Regions from separate parts of the Homo sapiens genome. Here regions 2 and 3 are each linked to region 1. The links are chromatin loops, found by intact Hi-C in ENCODE. Cell type or tissue: PC-3. All regions are shown on one strand. Each heading gives the region's core, and the rest is flanking DNA. Links, peaks and the distances in the headings are about the cores only.

Region 1 (8,087 bases), core at 1,895-6,894:
AGCTACATGAAACATTCTTAACATTTTAGAATTGATCCAAATTGTATTTAAATTCTTCAACTACAAACGGCAGCTTTTGATCCAAGAATATTTTCTGAATCATTTAAAGCACTACTCTTGAAATATTAAAATTGTACAGAATTCTGATTTTTGCTATTATAAAACATAGAAGAAGTGCTGAGAATTCACACTGAACTCTTACCCTTTGGTATGTCCGCTTTGAATTAAGCATTCTCTCAGACATTCAAGATATATGAACGGTAGAGAATATACACATATATTCAGACAGGTATACATATATAAATGAAATTTTTTAAAAAATCAGATGATTGTGAGCTGTATAGAATTCCTTGTTACTCTTTATAAAAATCTCTGGTACATAGTCATTGCATTGTATAAATCAAGCTTTCATTGTGTAATCTATTATTTTATTAGCTACTTAACTTTTTGATTTAGAAATTCTAAGAATGTAACAATATACTAGTAAAGTTAAATTGTAAAATATTTAAGTAAGGTCTGGCTTTCTTTACTAGTTTCATCAGCTACTGAAAAAAATTTAAGTAATTTATCTACCAGTAATATGGTTCTGTTTTCTCTTTCCTCATTTTTGTTCTTTTAGGACCCCAAACGTCATTTGGAGGAACATGTGGATGTACTTATGACCTCAAATATTGTCCAGTGTTTAGCAGCTATGTTGGATACTGTCGTATTTAAATAAAGCAACGAAAAACGCTATTAATGATGCCTTCAGTGTATATTCCTCTGTTGTTCCTAATGCTCAAAATCAAGGGACCTCTGAAGGTGTACTTGGCTAAATGTAAGACATCTGGCATCATTTGCAGCACTGTAACACCTTCAGTCTCAGTTGTGCAATTACTTCTGTTTCTTTAGTCAGGGTCTTTGCAGATTCTAAAGTTATACATGAATACATCAAAGTGGACAAATTTTGTTAAGATCCCATTTAATATTTGAAAAAATCAGTAGCACAAATATATTTTGATTGTCACTTACAAAATAAAATACATTTACAGTCTATGCCTCCTGAGATCTTTTTGGCAATGGGTGGGATTGATGGAATAACATTTGACAGTGGTCTAGAAATCTCACACAAAGATATGTTTCCGTTTGCATTTTAAGATCTTACAACACATAAAACATCAGTGTGATAAAACTTCACAGATGTATAATGATTTCCATTAATGAGTGGCTACCTAATTAGTGAGTAACTCAGAAAAAATGTTGACATTTTATTAGCATTTGTCATAAGCTAAATATTGTATACTCACTATCTTATAAACATACTTTTAGGATTTTGGAAGAGTACATTTACAAAGAAAAGGGAGCAATTTTAATTTAGACTTTATCATGTTTTAAAAGAGTACATTTCTACCAACAGTTTTGAAACTGGGAATTGGCTGCTGCAAACTCTACTGGACTTTCATCTAAAATAGCCACAGAAAGTATATGTCTAAAAAGCAAAATGAGAAAAGTAGTCATAATGTGAGTTTAATATAAGCTTATAAGCAATAATTTTGCTATTGTTTGGTCTCATCTTTTCTAAATTAGGACTACCCAGTTTTCTAATAGAGAAAAAAAAATGGCTAATACCAACTTCTAATGTGATGTACAAAAGTAACTGCCCCTGTTATTACTTACGGTTCAGAACCATACTGATTATACCATTTGTATGGCAAAAGATACAGAGACAAAGATCTAATTCTAGTCTGCACCCTTGTGAAAATATGGTGAGAGTATTACTGTAGCTTCATTAAAGGAATGTTTTACATGGACTTGCAATTTAACTTAACCTACTAGAACTGTTATGAGTGCTGTGATAGATCAAATTACTGTCCTACTGGAACAAGTCTAGGCTCTTATTGGTTCCCTAGTGAAGTTACCAGAAACTGAAAGTCAAAATGGCTTAAATTCCCAGTATGTTTCACAGTATCTTTTTTGGTGGAGTAAGAAGTATTCTGAGCATTTCTTGCTTGTCCTGTGGTTTACTGTTTCAGATATAGTGACAGTATATTTTATGTAGGACATGTAATATGTATTAATTTAAGTTGTTGGGATTACATTTAACCATTTAAAATTCAAATATAAGTGGAAGTTAGTGAAATTTTCTTTTGCCTAATTCAAACTTGTGTGCAGGCTTTTTGGATATGATTTTTCCCTTTGCAAATAAGATTCTATAACTTATTTCACAGATGTTGTTAATGAGTGCTAGTCAATGATTTTTTGGGGGGTACAGTGCCCTCAGAAGAAGGCCTTAACATTTCAAGAACTATTCTCAATATTTGGGTTGAAAGGGTTTTTTTGTTTTTGTTTTTGTTTTCTACTTAGTCCTCTGAAAATATCCTGAGTCCTGTGACTGGAAAGGCTTACCTTGCCTGTTTTTTTGCCCTTATTTGATCACCCCATCTTCCTGGACTCCCTATAGCCACACACCACTTACTCTCACTTAGTTCATGTTGGTGACATTCCCAGTTTCAGAACCTTGTCAAAATCTTTGCTAGCAAAAACCTACATTACTTTTTGTAGATTTGGAGTCGATCAAAATCAAGATGCCCTAAGAGGCAAGGCTCAGTGAACACCTTTGTCTTGGAATGTACAGCTATTTTCGCAGCAGCCTGATGTCCCAGGCCCAGTTAGGCACTGAAAAGATGCATTTAATCACAAACTTAGTAAGCTGTTTAAGACTGTATATGTATGCGCGCACATGTGCACGCAATTACCCCTCCATCATGCAGAGGTAAAGCAGCTCTGGAAACAAAACTGTTTGTCTCTAGTGCAGAAATGTCCCTGCTTTTCTCTCAGACTAATACGGGGGCACTGAAAGCTCCGGCCTCACTATTCAAAGTGTCATCTGCCTGGACCAATAGCATCTGGGTCTTATGGAAATTCGTTATATATACAGAAAGCAAGCCCCACCCCAGGCCTATTGAATCATAATAAAGAATCCTGGTGTGGTTCATATACACTTTAAGGTTTGAGAAGCCCTGGCCTTCTTTTAGAAGTACGGTTCACAGGCACATGTGGTGATTCTGAGGAAAGCCTTCATTTTCCTTAGTATATATAAATTCAAGGCATACCCTATATGTGAGCAATCACTGAATTTGGTACTGATAATCCAAAGTGGGTCAGAGAGCACATCAATTCAATTCCTTAAAAACTCTGAAGGAGGTGCACTCTTTCCCTTTTCTATCCTTTAACACCTTAACATTTCAATTTAGCATAAAAAAAAAACAGTTTAGGGTGTCGAGAATGGCAAAGCCTCAAAAAGAGCCCAGGTGATGTCTCACCTCTACACATTTAAGGCTCTGTCCCACTGAGAACGGAGGAAAGTACTGTCTTCCGAAGCACCGGAGGGAGAGGCACTCAGGGACAGAGAAGTTGAAGATGGAGAAAGAAGGAAACAAAAGTAGCCAAAAGTAGTCAAGAGGTCAAAAGCCTCTCATGAGGGCAAATGGCAGTAGAAGGTCAAGGGCAGAAAAACAAGTGTCAAATGGCATCCCCTACTCCCCTCCCCCGCACCCCAACGATTCAACAGCTAAGACTGCTTGTTTATGAAGCTTCCTGGCCAGGAGCTGAGGTTTGCTTTCGAAAGGAAAAATGGGTCTGGCTCTCTTTTTATCCCAGAAAATTGTCTCGGCTTTAGTCTGGGACATCTGGTCAACAACCTGCCCTGCCCAGGCCGCCAGCGCAGGGCCTTGCCCGCGGCGCGTTGATGGAGGCCGCAGCTGGTGCCCTCTGCAGCCAAGGCGCTCAGCCCGCCTGGAGGGGCGCAGTCTCGGCTCAGCGCTGACCGCTCGGCCCACCGAGGCGCAGCTCTGAAAATGCACCACAGTGGCGAAGCGGCGAGTCTGGATAACCCGTCTCCGCCCATGCTCAGGACCCACCCAATGTCCCCAGGCGCTGCTCTCACTCCGGGAGCTGCCCCGGCCCGGGTAGGACAGACGCGCTCGCTCGAAGCCAGAGGCTCCCCCGGCTGAGGTGCCCAGGCCGCTCCTCCAGCCCGGGAAGAGCGTGTGCCCCTGGGGTCTGCGCCAGACGCAGCTCACCCCTTGCTCCTTCAGTCTCCCGGGCGGAGCCCGCCCTCGGGCCGGCCAGCTCTCGGGGCCGAGCGGAGCTCTGGGCGGCGCTCCTCCTGCTCATTCCCGCGCGGCTCGGCGTCCGGGAGGAAAGCCGCGGGAGGGCAGGTCAGCGAGCGCCGGGCCGCGGGAGGCAGCTTTGGGCAGATAAAAAGCCTCTGCCGCTCTTGGCCCTCTGGCTCAGGCCGAGGGCTGGGCTCCTCTGTAGAGCCGGTGCTGGGAGACTTCCTCCCTACACCTCGGGGTCTCTTCGGGCCTCGTGCTATTTATTTGTGCCAACATCTTTTTAAATTGGTTTTTTTCTATTCCTCTTTAGATTCTTTTTCCTTTTAAAAATTATTGGCATGGATGCTTTTTCTCCCCTCCAGATTATATAAACATTAAACACACACACGTACACACACACACACGTTTTCAGTAGCGATTACTGTGTTGACACCACTTCCACTCTGTCTCCCCAGATCAGCGCTTCTGACGAGCCCATTTGCACGGGGACTCGGCCCTCTCTTTTCCTGGCGAGGCTTTTGAACCTGTCGCCAAGCCAGTACCTCAGAGAGAAGGAAATGCAGAGGGACGAGAAGGATGCATGGCGCCTGCCCCCAGTTAGATGTTCTTCAGATAATCTGCAACCAAGTGCGCTGATAAAATATTTAATAAAGAGCCGGTAAACATCACTGCAAATACATTAAGGCATTTCAGCCCGACAGCTTATGATTATTTCAAAACTTAAAAAGGAGATCATAGATTGTCACTGTTTCTGTACTCAACCAAGAAACCGAACCTTCCTGAGGTGGGTGGATTGGTGGGTGAGTTGCTGCTTTTCGCCCCCTCTCCTCCCCCCTTCTGCTTGTCGCTGTGGCTCTCAGCAGCAGGGATTTATTTATTTATGTTTGCAGTTTAAAAGGTGGGGGTGGGGGCGCCGAGGACATGTAGGATCTGCTCACAAAGCACCAGCTCAGGTGTTGTGTGCTTTTGTATTAGCTGGAAAAGACAGACTCTGGAACTTTTACAGGGCGAGAAGAGGCCACCGGCTCGCGCTTTGTATACTTTGCACTTGAAATCGTTACATTCAACTGAATATTTGGCTCATTCAGATCCGAAAAGTCTCCTAGCATCGTCGAATTCCCTCCTCCGCCCCTCCGCTCTAAAGGGGGGAAGGGGGGGAAGGTAGGAAATGTTTAGTAAATTCCACATCTTTGAATCTTCCTAAAGCAGTGGTCACAGAGCTTAAAGGTGACACAACAGTGCTCACGTAAACCAACACACATTCCCCACCCCCCAAGCCAACAATAAAATCATCCCCTTCAATTTGCCATGATCGTCGCTACCAGGAGCCAGGTGATTATCCTAATTAATGTCTATCTAATTAAATTACTGTCAGCAGCTAACCAATGGCAGGAGCCGTTTCATCGGCTGCACAAGCAGCAAGATCAAAAGTGAGCCTTTTCTGATTGCTGCATAGTGTCAATTGGCCAATCTCTTCTCCCAGGGAAAAAAAAAAGTAAATCAAACCTTTGAGAAGCATTTGCTGGTTGAAGTGCTTTCTGTCTAGTGAGGGGGTCTGTGGATTTCTAGTTTATGATAAATAGGACTTTAAAAACCAGGGACGGGAGGGCGAGTGTTCAGGTTCTAGAGCTATGCAGCTGGAGCACTGCCTTTCTCCTTCTATCATGCTCTCCAAGAAATTTCTCAATGTGAGCAGCAGCTACCCACATTCAGGCGGATCCGAGCTTGTCTTGCACGATCATCCCATTATCTCGACCACTGACAACCTGGAGAGAAGTTCACCTTTGAAAAAAATTACCAGGGGGATGACGAATCAGTCAGATACAGACAATTTTCCTGACTCCAAGGACTCACCAGGGGACGTCCAGAGAAGTAAACTCTCTCCTGTCTTGGACGGGGTCTCTGAGCTTCGTCACAGTTTCGATGGCTCTGCTGCAGATCGCTACCTCCTCTCTCAGTCCAGCCAGCCACAGTCTGCGGCCACTGCTCCCAGTGCCATGTTCCCGTACCCCGGCCAGCACGGACCGGCGCACCCCGCCTTCTCCATCGGCAGCCCTAGCCGCTACATGGCCCACCACCCGGTCATCACCAACGGAGCCTACAACAGCCTCCTGTCCAACTCCTCGCCGCAGGGATACCCCACGGCCGGCTACCCCTACCCACAGCAGTACGGCCACTCCTACCAAGGAGCTCCGTTCTACCAGTTCTCCTCCACCCAGCCGGGGCTGGTGCCCGGCAAAGCACAGGTGTACCTGTGCAACAGGCCCCTTTGGCTGAAATTTCACCGGCACCAAACGGAGATGATCATCACCAAACAGGGAAGGTAATACTACATTTTTGGCTGCCGCTGCTCTAGGCGCAGCCGGGGACAAGTGCACCTAGGCTGTGACTGCCGCGGCAGCGACGATTTGGGGTCGGGAGCGGAGTGGAAGGCGCCCTAGAGTTGGCTAGTTTTGGAAAGGGGGAAAGTGGAAGGGATAACCGCCAGGGTGATGTTGGTGGGGGGGACCCCGTTCTAGGAACATAGTGGGAGAGCCAGTCAGTGGCCAGAGGAAGGCAAGAAAAAGGAAGAGCCCTGGCCAGCGGCTGGGCGATGGGAGGGACGCATCAACACTGGCATGCACGGACAGGTGGAGACGCAGGTCGCCAACCTCGCTCTCCACCTGGGCAGTGATAACTGCCACCTTCCCACTCCAGCTCACCCGCCGCTCTCCCTGATTTGGGTTGCACTTCTTTTCTTCTCCCACCACCCTTTTTCTAATCCAGCAAATATTCGCCTATTTGCTGCAAGTACAAGTTTTGCTTTGCTAACTGGCGCCCCGCTTCTTGCATTTAATCTTTAACATTTATGTTTCTTTTTTCCTTGTTTTCTCCCCCCACCCCTTAATTTAAATAGGCGCATGTTTCCTTTTTTAAGTTTTAACATTTCTGGTCTCGATCCCACGGCTCATTACAATATTTTTGTGGATGTGATTTTGGCGGATCCCAATCACTGGAGGTTTCAAGGAGGCAAATGGGTTCCTTGCGGCAAAGCGGACACCAATGTGCAAGGCAAGTCCTTCCAATTAACACATTTTCTTGACACTTATTTAGGTGAGAATGATTAATTAAAGCCTTTGTGGACTGGCTCGAGCGACTTTTAAAACGATCGGCCAATGACTTCTAAAAGGAAACGAGGGGGACAGGGGGACAGACTGAGCTGCGAGAAGGGGGAGGATTATGCAAAAGCTATTTTAATCACCCCCAGTTAATAGGAAGAAAGAATGGCCTAAAAAAGCCCCAGTTAATGGGCTTCATGGTGGAGTAAGGTGTGTGTATGTGTGTGTGTGTGTGTGTGTGTGTGTGTGTGTGTCCTACGTGGTGAGGAGCTGGGACTGGGCAGTGCCAGGGGCATATGTAAACAATGTATTTCTTTCTCTAGGAAATCGGGTCTATATGCATCCGGATTCCCCCAACACTGGGGCTCACTGGATGCGCCAAGAAATCTCTTTTGGAAAATTAAAACTTACGAACAACAAAGGAGCTTCAAATAACAATGGGCAGGTCAGTGGCTCAAGCGCTCGTGTTTTCTCTCTCTCTCACCCCTTCCTCCCTGACATCCAGTTCGTCAGTGTAAAGCAGCATATGGAACTGGATACACGTTTCTTTGCTTCATTAAAAAGACTTAAAAATTGTATTTCCACCCTCCAAATTTATATTAAATCTGTAAAGTTGTTCTCATTGGCAACACCTCCGTCGGCCCAATTTTGGAGTGCCCGACCTTCCCAAGTACTAATACTGATTGATTTTGAGAAGAAACCCCACAAGATCTGCAGGTTGTGGAAATCTTTGTTCCTCCTTACAGGAGGACTAGGAGAAGGGCCCTGAGGATCGGGCGGTCGGCTTCCCCCTTTTTTCCGGTGCCCCGGCTTATCTTCGCTCCCAGAGGTGCGAAAGCCGGTCTGCCCCAGCCAGCCAGCCGCCAGCCAGGCGAGTCCCGCGGTCAGTTAG
Region 2 (8,087 bases), core at 1,358-6,357, 190 kb before region 1:
CTACTTACTTTTCCTTTTTCTGTAGTGAATTTTATCAAGCTAACATTTATACCTATTCCATAGTTTATATTCCCTCTACCAATCCATCCCATCCCACCTTGGCTTACTTCTTGGTTTACATTGATCCAAGTAAGGATTCTCGTTTCTGTTTTAAAAGCATATTTCTATTTAGCCTCATCCCGAAACGAAATAAAACATTGACTACACTCAGTTGCCTAAGCTAGCTAAAAATAAATATTCCTTTGCATGCAAGGATCGTAACTAAAGTTTAAAGGGAGTCTTTGATATGAACACTGGAGTTAAGTGAAATATGTATCATTGAAAACTAACCTTCTTTACTTAATAGAAGCCTTTTAAAGTTTAGGTTTCTTACATACATATGAGAGAATATACATCTTGTTAAAGAGTTTAGTCAGAATTATCTTTAAAAATTCCATAACTCAGCTGGGCGCGGTGGCTCACGCCTGTAATCCCAGCACTTTCGGAGGCCGAGGTGGGCAGATTGCCTGAGGTCAGGAGTTCGAAACCAGCCTGACCAACATGTTGAAACCTTGTCTCTACTAAATATACAAAAATTACTCGGGCATGGTGGCGAGCACCTGTAATCTCAGCTACTTGGGAGGCTGAGGCAGGAGAATTGCTTGAACCCAGGAGATGGAGGTTGCAGTGAGCCAAGATCACGCCACTGCACTCCAGCCAGGACAACAAAAGCGAGACTCTGTCTCAAAAAAGGAAAAAAAAATTCTGTAACTCAATTTTATTTTGCTGACTTTAATTGCTTAAAATTTTTAAGAAAAAATATGGTTTCAAATGACAATTTTTATTTCTTTTCTGTATCTTTCCAATTTTTTATAAAAGGAATAAAATAATTTCACTTTTAGTATCAACTATAACAAAAGCAGGTGTTAAGGAAAATGTACATTTCTTTCTTTGAGAGGTTGATATCTAACATATCCTAGAATGGGAAACAAAAACATTTTTGATTATTTTTGCATCAATAATAAAGCCTGATTTGGACTAATGAAATATTAACCACTTTTTTTTCTCCTCCTTAAATATCACTGCATATTCAACTGTCCCTTGAACATATATTTTTGATATAATACCCATCTAGGGAGAAGCTTAAATTGACTTACACTAAATCAAAATTCTCCCAATTCACATAGGAAATTTAAGGAAACATTTTACATCTTCCAACTGTTTCAGATGTGTTTATCTTAATGGATTTAGTTGAATGACTTACCCAGCGACATACTGGAAGTGTATATGAAAAGTATGATGTGTAAAACTCTTATTTCAGCATTCATTCCACAAGTTCAGCATTTCCAAACTAGTACTTGGAACAGTTTATGATGTTAAGTATTTTAAGTTTTAGTACCTCAAAATAAATTCATTTTTTGAATGATTTAATGCTTAAAATCTCCTAAAATATAATGTTCAAAATTCCCTTGCTTTCTTATTTGAAGTTACAACTTCATCTTCCTGCAGTACAGAGCCCACTTGGATTATATTTGAGAATAGAAAGAAAAATACAAGTTATCTTACTCTCTGAGATGCTCAACAAACTGATTAATCTTTATTAAGATAATGCATTGACAAAAAAGTCTGAGTTTCTGGGAAAGTGTTGAAGTTGCCATTGATTATACTAATCCTAAATCCTTTGAAAAATTAATGATTGTTTTCAGAAAGTTGTATCAGACTGCTATAATGGAAAATAGCATTAACATGTTATGCCCCATTCTAAATAAACCCGACTTCAAAATGTCTGTCAGAAAACCGTTTACTTTTTTTTTTTTTTTCCCCCAAGTAACATGTTAAGAGGTGCCTTTCTGAAGATTTTTCTTGGGTACCGGGAACTCAGAATTTTCATTTGAAATATACTAACAGCTTTATTTGGCATGAATGATAAAAGGTGCAGTGTATTGCCTAGTACAACCAGTAATACTTTTTTCAATAAGAATAAAAACAAAAATAATAGTAAGCAGAGCTGTGTTTCTAACCCCAAAGAAGCTGAAGACCTTAGTTTAGATACGTCATAGGAATTCCTTAAGGAGTCCTCCTTTACCTCCTGCCAATACACCAAAGGAATCTTTTCTTGATAAATTCACCCACACTAGTTATCAAATCCAAACATCACAGAAGTAAGTTAGCATCAATTATTTACCAAGCGAGACAAAGGTTTGTCATTTTTTTCCTATCTTTTCCTTCAGCCCTCTTCATCCCCATTAGTTTTTTAATACTTCTTTAATCTCAGAAGCAGTCATTCCTAGTTTATGTCAAAGTCAGGACTTTGGAATTTGGAGCACTATCTTTACCACTTTCTGTAACTATCTCCAGTTTTAGGCTAAAACTACAGGGCATTACTCTTTTTTTTGTTTTGTTTTTTGTTGTTTTGAGACAGTCTTGCTCTGTCGCCCAGGCTGGAGTGCAGTGGTACAATCTTGGCTCACTATAAGGAGGTCATTCCATTTAATATATAATCACTTATTTTATGATTTGTTTGACATATTAAATTATCAAATATAAGTATTTTCTTAATATACCTCTTCTCTGATTTTGTTGATATAGACTTAATAATAAAATCTTTTAAAAGTTTGTTTTCGTATTTGTAGTGTTCTGACTGGCTGGCTAGCTTTAAAATGTTGCCTTTCTTCCTAGTCCACACTAAAATCCATTGAGTGTTCTAATTGTACAAAACACCATAGAAAAACCTTGTCTACCACTTTTAAAAACAAACTGTGAATGTGAAAATATCTTCTGATGTGACTGCCTTATAATGCTCAATACAGCAGTTTTAATCCAGAAGAATATATGACCTGAATGTTTGTCAAACACATGATATGCAGCAACAAAATAATCTTTATTTTACTTCAGTCTGACAATATAATGTATAAAATCACAAATTGTTTGTATTGGCAAGATTTTATTTTACTAATTCTGAGATACTATAAAAATAATACTCTATATATTTAAAGTATTTATTTAGAAAAAACTGGGAAATAAATTGGAGAAGATATTAATTTTAAGAAAAACAAACTGAAATCAAGTCTTTGTCTTAGAGAACAAATAAGACTCTGAAGAAATTGAAAGAAATCTTTTGAAAAGCAAGAGTGAAGTACTTCAGTGATAAGACACAATGAAGTAAAATCTTCCATTTATAATAGCTACAATGACCTTAATTGAATAAAATCTAAATGTCACTAAAGACAGATATCCACTGGTTTGGATTTGAAATTTAAGAACTATACAATTTTGGATGAATTATAACTTATGATTCTGTATTAGGATTCTTCAAATCCTTTTCAGTTTATAAGCTTTAGAAAGTACACAACACTTTCTAGGTATGATGTAAAATTTTTTAAATATTTAAACCATAGAATACATTATTACAATATGTTCTTTAATGTTGATTTTTAAATGTCAGAATAGATGTAATACCAGTGTAAGCCACAGGGTGGGAGTGAAAGGCAAGAACTTGTGTTGAAGCAGCTTAAATACATAATTGCACCATCTTTATAAATCTTTTAAATGCTTGTTGAATTATAAGGAGCTGTAGCTTGGTTTTCTTTCTTCCTTTAATACAGCTGCATTCTTCAGCAAAGAATCTATAACAAAAGACAAACACGTTGATTTAAATATATAGGCCATTTTTACTGAATATCAAAAGAAGTAGACACATAGATTTTTTTCCCCCTAAGTTTCTGAGCGTATGAGGTGCTTGGTGAACAGAGCAGCAATTTTGATCAATAGTTGAATTTGAGAAATTTCTTGAATTACCAGTACCGGAAATAGTAATTGAAGTTACCAGAAATATTTCATCTCTTCAGACTTTCCTTCTTCATTTTCCTTTTTCCTTGATTTTTCTCATTTAAAGAAAAAAATCAATTGTATATTACATATAGGTCTATAAGCTGTCTCAAGTTATTTTTCAGTAGGGAAGGTAAATAAAATTTCCTTTGTGTTTTCTCTTTACTCGACCTCATTTGAATTTGGGAGCAATTTAAAGTAGTAATAGTAATCATTTTGTATGTTTAAGGTAAGAAGACAAGAGGTTTCTTCTCCTAGAAAAGAAACTTCAGCAAGGAGTCTTGGCAGTCCTTTGCTCCATGAAAGGTAGTTCTACATCCTTTTTTCTCAACTCTTAAAAATTATCAATACTGAAATATATTTTATATTTGTTTTTTTTAAGCTTTAACAATTGCAAAAAAAATAGCCTTTTAGAATAAGTGGAAGTGACCAACCCCAGAATCCTACATGTTAAAGATGACCTAAACAAGTCATGCAGTTAATAGCAGAGCTGAATCTAAAACTTGAATTCTGTAAAGCTCTACTATTTCAATAGACCAAGTGTTAAGGTCGTATTTCTTTATATGGATGGCTCCTAATGTGAACCTTACCAAAATGAGGAATATTTAATATTCTATTTAAGATATTTGCAGAGAACAAAAGTCAATGCATTGAAATTTCTAATGTGAGAATAAGACAGCCAACATTAGTGTATATATGAATAAGTAGATATGCTAGACTATACTATATTTATGTATTAAAACTTTTAATTTATCACTTACTTTGTGCCTGGCCCTCTACAAACACAAGCTGATTTTGGGGACATTGTTTAGGAATTTAAAATAATTTTTTTTTACTTTTAAATAATTATTTTGTGGCACATAAAATGGTACTACATAAGTTTGATTATTTAAAAAACTTGGAAGTTATAGCTTTACATTTTAAAATGTTGATTTTTTTTTTTAGGGGTAATATAGAGAAGACTTTCTGGGATCTGAAAGAAGAATTTCATAAAATATGCATGCTAGCAAAAGCACAGAAAGACCACTTAAGCAAACTTAATATACCAGACACTGCAACTGGTAAGATTTAATTTAATTTACAGTAATATTGATTTGCTTGATTGAAATTGATTTCCTTTTGAATGTGAAAATATTCCTGAATGCCTATTAAGTGTGTAGCATCTGTAATTTACCCCTCATCCACGTATGTTTGAATGTGTACATGCTGTGTAAGTTCTGTAATGTATTACATGTGTAATTGTTGGTTTTTTTCTCTTTGTTGTATATGGTACTATATAGATTAAATTGAAAGACATAATTACTAATTATCTTAATGAGACATCCCACCTTAAAAAAATACAAAATAAATACAGACTATATCCCTGAAAGTTTTCAGTTGTTTTTTGGGGGACCTTATTAAACATTAACTTTTATGTTAATAAGTGACCTTGAAGCCACACTACCATATTATATGAGCTAAGTAAAATTATAACATCAGGTTTGTTTGTAAATTCTGCCTGAAAGTGCATTACATACACTATGGATAGATGTTTTTTTAATGTTCTTTTTTTTTTAATTCAATACAGAATCTTGCTATGTTGCCCAGACTGGAGTGCAGTGGCTATTCACAGGCCTGATGGTGCACTACAGCCTTGAACTCCTGGGCTCAAGAATTCTTTGAACTCATTTGGTTCAAGAATAAAAACGTGGCACTCAAATTTCCTGAGTGCTAGTTGTGTTTAATGCACAAAATACACATTTAGTATAAAATATAATTTAGAAGGAACATTTGTTTTACATATGTGTTATAGTATGTTTTGTAAATGCTGTACCCTTTCCTAAAACCCCAGACTGGCTTCCTGGTGTTTGCTTCAGTAGTTCTATATGAATAGCAAAATCTAAGGGATTAGGTCTGGCAACCAAACACTTCTGCAAACAAAAGGAAGGTAAACTGATCATTTATAATGATAAATTCTCCTTTACCTTTGTGATTTGAGCTATTCTGCAGACAATTCCCAAAGGATGTGATTTACAGTTTTCACTCTGAGAGATGTTGCAGTCTTGCTGACTAACACCCTTTTAATTAAAGATCACTTTCCATTTCTTGCAGCTCTTACATCTAGGCTATTTAAAATCATTTTATAGTGTAAATTCACTTTTTGCTACTACTACCATTTTATTTTCAGAAAAGTTACACAATGTGGTATTACAGAAACAAAATAATCTTTGTAGACAGACATAATTTGGTTCTTTCTCTCCCTTCCCCCACCTCCCCAAAAACAACTCTTTTCTTCACCTTAATTTTTGTCATTTTCATGAGAAATTGATCTTTTGTATGGACTAAAGATAACTAGGTACCTCTGAAGTAAATGAATTATTTCTGTTTAAAATATGCTAGCTATGGAGATGTAGTACCTAGAATTCATAAACATGCTTTTTTGAACATCAACATCTTTTCAAGGCATTGTAATGGTGATATATTCTTTGTTACACAGAAAACTTATCTCATTATCAATGGCTTAATACTTTGACCATTTTTAAATTGCACAGGTCTAAATCTGAGTATGTGTCTGTCAGCTAGAACACTGAGTATTTAACTTCAATTTCTTCTCCACTAAAACTGCTTCCTGATGCCTTATTTTTATGCTTTATATTAACAGTGTCACAAATAATAAGTACATTATTCTCAAAATATTTTGTGCTACAGACTCTAGTGAAGTTTTGCTGGGGTCCAAAGAGAAACCAAAATAAATATTATACTCTGACAGTGGTATATCAAAAGGAGAAAGGAAAAAATATTTTTTGAAAAGATGCCTATTCAGGGTTTCCAAGTATGTATGCTACACTGTATAAAAATATAGAAGAACTATTTTGAATATGATTTGCACAATATATCTGGGAAGAGTACGTGTATTGTCCCTATGTTATTTTGTATTAAAATTTGATTTTTACTTTTAAATAACCAGATATGATTCATTTGAAAATACTGAGTTAGTAGAATTCTACATTTCCTATTTATTATTACTTTGTTTTTTCTACTCATCTACATATGGCAGTAGACTTAAGAAATGATAAAGATAAAATGTATGTTTATCCATAGCTTCAAATAAAGTACTGTTTGGTTCATAAAGGAGTGTCCAATTTCAGTAGAGATTGGGAAGGAAGAATATAGGATTAAGGGTAACAAACATCCATGAGAAGGGTAATAAACAACCATGAGGTCTTTTTCTTTTGTCAATATACAACGTGATTATACTGAGAAGTAACTAAATGGATAGCCTGTATTTAAAACTGGGAAATCTAAAAATATTTCCCATTTTACTTTTTCCTTGCAAAGCTAAGTAGTCTTAAAATAGACAAAATAGAAAAGCTATTTGCTCACCTGATCATGTTTCTCAATATGGTGTCAGGATGACAAGTGCTTTCATGCATCTCATTTGAGTTTTAAGTTGTCTCAGCTTAGATTTCTAGTAGCATTAGGAATGTAAGGTTTAAATTTTTTTAATAGATATTAACTCTCACTGCTTGAGCAGATTAACTCAGATTATTTTAATGTGGCTGAGTTTTATGCCAGCTAGCTTTGCTGAAAGAAAATATCTGTTTTTTTAGAGCTGTTTGATTTCTCCTCGTTTTGTTCACAGCGGGGATAGATCAACTGCTAGAAAAATAATTCAAAGCACATTTCTGTCAATTTGGGGACTTCTCTCTATATATAGAAACCAACATGTTCAATTTAGCCTAATGGTTCAGAGCACAAATCTACAGTTAGGTTGCCTGGGTTCCAGTGGCAGATCTACCACTTACTATAATAGTTGTGTGGCCTTTGAATTAACCTCTCCAACCAGTTTCTTCACATGTAAAGTGGGGATAATAATAGTGCCTGCCTCAGGATTACTTTGAGTATTATATGAATTAATGTACATACAATTATTATAATAGTACATGCCATGTGGAAGTGCTATTAATGTTAATAGTCATTTCCATTAGCAGCAGCAGCAGCAGATTCTCCAGCATTCACCTTGTTCTCCTTGTGAAGATCATTTGATAAGTCTCTCCTCTTCGGGTGTTACAGAATCTGATTACCTCAACAGTTGGTTTTCCTGATTTGTTATTTGCAAGTAGCAAATGTCATCTACAAAGACAGTACTGTTTCCTAGACTTTCCTACCACTTTCAAGTCTACTGCCAGGGAAAATGACTACTCGAGAGTTAATGGACTTTAAGAACCTCAGAGGCTAAAGAAATCCAGATAAACAATTAAGCTTGGTGACAATTACTATAGCACTCCTAGTCATAGAGT
Region 3 (5,000 bases), core at 1-5,000, 530 kb after region 1:
AAGTTGTCTAGTTAGTGAGCATAGAAATCTTTTTTGTTGTACAGATACTATAAAACTCTAAACATGATTCTTGTAAAGAGCATATGATCTATTGACTATATTCTTGATTTTCTCTATTGAATATGTTCTTTCAAAATTGAAATCAAATTACTTACTCTTTATTTAAAATTCTATCTTGACCTATATTTTACTACTTCTATTCTTACCCTAGCTGTGTTCTGTAGAATAAGCCTTCAGTTACTCTTATTGTTTTCTTTTGTTATTGTTAACATTTATTCTGTTCCACCTATTTTTCCCTAGAAAAATAACATTGCCAGTCTGCTTCCACTCAAAGAGCCATTTAAACTGAACAATAAAAGAATTGATGAGCTGATCAAGAAAAAACACTATAGTTATTCAGAATTTAGACATGGGGTCATGATTAATGAAATCATTAGTGGGTCTTCTGTCTACACTTTCTTTGGTAAACTATATTATGTTTACAGAGCCTCTTGATGTCTTCTTCAATATGAAAACCCAAATGATCCCATCTCTAAGTTATATAACATGATAATTTACTCTATATGTGTTTTGTATTATGTGAATAATTTAATACTAAATAATAATATTCCTTCTATGTATTAGCAAATCTTGAATTTTGAGAGTTCTAAGAAGCAGACATACAGCACAGTTATCAGGCTAGCTGTGAGTTAGATACCCTGAGTTTTGAGGTCAAGTAGAATAGTGAAAAATATTTTGCAATTAAAGCAAATACAGCATTGTGGGGTTGTTGGTTTTTTTCTCTTTTTTTTTGTCATTTTAAAAAGTTTTGTACTAGGTGTTAACATTTGAGCAGAAAGTTTCATATTATTTTTCATTAGTTAAAAGCAGTTTTTGCAATGGATAATTGCTAAACTTGACCAGAAACAGTCTTTATCACCAGAGGGAATACTATATAATGAAAACAATCTTGTAATTTTTAAGTCAAAAAAAGACCATTAAAATTTTTGTCTAATTGTTATGCTGAATTTTTTCCTCAATATATTCATAATGTCATCAAAAATATTTTATTAATAAAGCACTGAACTAGTGGCTATCACAACTAATTTTGTTAAAATAGTGACATAACATTTAATTTACATATTATTTGTTTGGCAGGTCCTGTAATGTTTTATTGAGTTGTTTGTTACATATCTCATGAATTATAATTTATACCTTGCCAACTCAGCAAGGGCAAAGAACTTTAGTTTTCTCTGATTCTCCCAAACTGCTCTATGCATAGTAAGTGTCAAACATTTGATAGAAGTACTTAATGTCTGTTTGAAACAGTTTCATCTTACTATTTAATGCAAATATTTATGGCAAACTGGAGTACTTAAGTTTGTGTGTATATATATATATATATATATATATATATATATATATATATATATATATATATTTGTCAGTATCTCAAAAATCAGCCTTTATAAGAAATCCTTAGGCAAGATTTAAAATATTCATAAGCAGTTAACCAGCATTTGGTGTTTCAGTGCCTGAATTACATATTTAGCTTGTACATATATAAGGGGCAGGACACTAATGCCAACTTTAATTTCTTATTCTAACTTAATTTTTGCCAACTTATAGAATTGCTGAAACTTAGAATGTGTTTGAAGAGTAATTAGTAGAAATCAGTTTGTCAACAAGCATTTTTTGAGTACCCATTGTAACTGAAACCATATGTTAGACTCAAAAAACGAGAGCAGGATTTGGATTTGGTTTTCATTTCTAAATTTCAGGACTTACTCTGTGTGTATGTGTGCATGTATGTATGTGTGCATGTGTGAGTGCCTCTGTGTGTGTATTGGGGATACAATTAGTATAAATCTGAAAATAATTGTTGAATTTAGCAGGTCACAATTTTTCTCTTTTAAAATTAGCATTTTGTTTCCTCCCAAAGAGAAAATAAATAACATTTTCAAATATGCTTTGAATTAATGTAATTAGGCAGACCATTGGCAAATTATAGAGTGTAAGACAGCTAAGGAACCCTTTAAATGTCATCTATGTTCTTAAGAATTGAGAACAAGATCCCGCCAAATGACTTTTATACCTGCAGAAATGACAAAAGATGCTCACAAATTTATAGATAATGTGTTTATCATGGAACTTTTAGCTCCTTTTTCTATGTAGCAATTTTGCTACCCATTATATTGCTTAATAATTGCTCTGCTAGCATTTCTGGACAGGTGCAGAAGAGGATGAAAAACACAAGGATTCATTTTTGCCACCTTATCTATTTTTAAAGCATTTTGAAAGAAGGAAAATTAAAACTTTAATTAAGGCCTGGGGGATTTTTCTGTGGTTTTTCAATTAGCCAAGTTGCTGTGCTCTGTATTAGCTTAACATGAATAATTGGAATTTAACTTTGCCTATCAAGGAAGATGTTTGCAGTTAAATTAGAAAAGGAGACAGATTCTTTAAGACAATAATAAGGTGTATTAACTATATTTCTCAAGACTCTCAGGCTTAGGGTAGCTAGCAACTCCAAGTAGATTTTACTAGTTGTTTGTTTTCAGATGACAGTGTAGCTATTTGTAATTTATTCTACAATCTTTGGAGTGTATTTACTTTTTGCTCTACAAAGATTTCAGGCCTAAAGTTGGGCAGACTCTGTGTTTGTGATCAATCTATCAGTTCATATTTGTCTCCAAGATCTCTCTGCAATTCAATTTATGTTCAGGGCAAGAATATCTCAAGGACTAATGAGATCACTGGATCATTTAAACCATTATTTCCTGTTTTGAAATGTAAAAATACTTTAGTAATCTAATTTTTAAATAAGATAAACCAAAGTAAGTTTAAAATAACTTTTTTTCATTCAAAATATTTGTTTGAAATGCTCAGTTTTTCCTGGAGGAAAAAAATTTTTTTGACTTTGCTGCCACCTCATGGCTAAGGCAGTAATTAGAAATAGTTCTTCAGGCTCTTACAGAACTACAGTTGCAGAAGAAAAAATAATCCATGGAGAAGTCATAGTAAATATGAGCTTTGCCTTGCTCATGTAGTAATTTTATTTCATTTGTTCTTTAGTCCAAGTTCGATAGTCCCATCTTTGACTTACAAGTTCATTTCAGTCATTGTATGTCATAGTTTTCTTGTTGCCTTTCTCATCTTTCTTGGCAGCTTTTGGACTAGATAATTCTACAAAGTCATTGTTCTTAGTCAATAAGCAATAATAATCTCACTGCAGAAATCGTGTTTGTATCACAGCTCTGCGGCCACCCACCAGTGGTGAGGCCACAACAAATTATTTAACCCCTTTATGCTTCAGTTTCCTCAGACATGGAATATTAATAATAGCATGAACATATTTTATGGTATTGGTGTGAAAAGTAATTTAAATGATGTATTTAAATAGCTGGGCATAGTGTCTGACCTTAGTAACCAATCACTATTACATATGTCATATTTTCAATATATCTCGTGTTAGGAACTTAGTAGATATTAGATTTAATACATACTAATTAATTGGTAAATCAATCGTTTTATACATTTAAATTTAAAAAGCAGTTCATGTTCAAATTTTTCATAAACCTTTGCATATTTCTCACCACCCATCCAAGTTGAACTTGAAACTCGTAATGTAATGCCTGCTAAATCATTGTGAGAGCCATAAAGGAAAAGCCTCAGCATCTGAACTACAATTGATCAGAAGGTGTTAGTTTTCTGCAAGAAATGTGTCCGGTTTTTTCTTAGTAGCTCCATTTGTTTTACTTCCTCTGGCAGGAATGCAAATCATTGCATGGAGAGTATGTTGGACGGGCCTGTGGCCATGATCACCCATATGTTCCAGATGTTCTATTTTGGTCTGTGATCCTGTTCTTTTCCACAGTTACTCTGTCAGCCACCCTGAAGCAGTTCAAGACTAGCAGATATTTTCCAACCAAGGTACTTAGACTATTTCTTGATCTAAATGTAAAATAACATAGGACAAAAGAAAGAGTAATTGATGTAATAAAAGGAGCCACTGAAAGGCTTTTGTGTGAGTGAGCTGCCAGGTTAGTTGTGGAGTGAGATGAGGGGCTGAAGAGAAAGAATTTGTGATGCAGGTGCTGGGAGTGCATATGCAGGCTTTTCTCCTAACTGCAAACCCCACGGATCAACTCCTACTTTCCTACTGACGTTTTTGGAAATTCACAGCACACACTGCATTACTGATTGTCACTTTTTTGCCCAGTGAACAGTGGGAACTATTCCAGCCTGACAGATACCTCAGAGGAGCCTATGTTACATTCTCTAATTGGGGAAGCCCCGGCAAGACTCATTGGAACAATATTCTCTTTTTCAATGTTTAAACCGTCAGTCCCTCCCCCTAACCCACCACGTTTGCATCTGCATATTTGGAAAGGAAAGTAAACAGAGAAACAGCTTAGTTCAATATTTAACACTGCAAAGTAACACCTATAATGTCTGATTCCGCCAAAAAAAATTTAAAAAAAGGAAAAGAAACAAGGAAACAAGCTTCTGAGGGATGAGCTATAGATTATGATCAAAATTCCACTCTGGAAAAATATTTCAAGAACTGTTCCTTCCGAAGGGGGCTTCTTTTTTGTCACCACTTTCTTCTCTAAGGTGGAAGATTCATTTATTTCCCCAAAAATCTTAGTCTGATTAATACAAAAACATTTTTCTAAGCTGAAACAATAATCTTAAGCATTTTGTGTATGCTTGTGTGTATGTCATAAAGGCATCTTAAAATAAACTAGATCTGGATAATAATTATATGTGAATATTTGCTCAGAATTGGCTTTATAAATGAGAAATGGCTTTAAAAATTGGCTCACATAGAATAAATTTTAAATTTGCCCACTCTGTTGTGTACATTCCCAACTGTCATGCTTATATTCTAGATAAACTAAAACATTATGTTTCTTTGATAAGAACAGATAATTTTATTTTATGATGCTTCAAGTTTATCATATTAAAGTGTTACCTGTGTGAAAGAGATCCCTAAAATCCAGCCAAATTCTGCCCAT

The links. Hi-C counts contacts between places; a loop is a spot of excess contacts. Peaks named below come from ENCODE experiments on the same cell type or tissue, not always from the same donor. Only the 100,000 strongest peaks of a DNase experiment are listed, where the experiment ranks them.
Region 2: it touches region 1 in a loop (3.0-fold over the local background); 6 of 110 quality-filtered maps call a loop at or near these places.
Region 3: a loop joins it to region 1, with 3 times the contacts of the local background. A loop is called at or near these places in 10 of 110 quality-filtered maps.

Annotation. Positions count from the first base shown.
Region 1 is chr2:161,410,683-161,418,769 of GRCh38, forward strand. TBR1 (T-box brain transcription factor 1) reads left to right here and starts at 5,615. Exons shown (of 6, transcript NM_006593.4): 1 at 5,615-6,420; 2 at 6,994-7,148; 3 at 7,519-7,640. The coding sequence starts at 5,729. PSMD14 (proteasome 26S subunit, non-ATPase 14) reads left to right here. Exons shown (of 12, transcript NM_005805.6): 12 at 620-1,035. The coding sequence ends at 718. RefSeq lists enhancers at 3,830-3,979, 5,741-6,363 and silencers at 4,030-4,199, 4,270-4,319. In PC-3, for the core only: a CTCF peak has its summit at 3,904; no DNase peak of the experiment used is centred there; H3K4me3 peaks cover 2,315 bases.
Region 2 is chr2:161,219,879-161,227,965 of GRCh38, forward strand. It overlaps TANK (TRAF family member associated NFKB activator), which reads left to right. Exons shown (of 8, transcript NM_001199135.3): 5 at 4,037-4,113; 6 at 4,753-4,868. PSMD14-DT (PSMD14 divergent transcript) reads right to left here. Exons shown (of 4, transcript NR_110593.1): 4 at 3,380-3,605. Among named protein-coding and RNA genes, the nearest start is that of LINC01806, 21 kb to the right of the region's middle. In PC-3, for the core only: CTCF peaks have their summits at 3,467 and 3,670; a DNase peak (open chromatin) is centred at 3,453.
Region 3 is chr2:161,943,816-161,948,815 of GRCh38, forward strand. SLC4A10 (solute carrier family 4 member 10) reads left to right here. Exons shown (of 27, transcript NM_001178015.2): 17 at 3,751-3,912. Among named protein-coding and RNA genes, the nearest start is that of DPP4, 130 kb to the right of the region's middle. In PC-3, for the core only: a CTCF peak has its summit at 2,900 (motif pointing left); no DNase peak of the experiment used is centred there.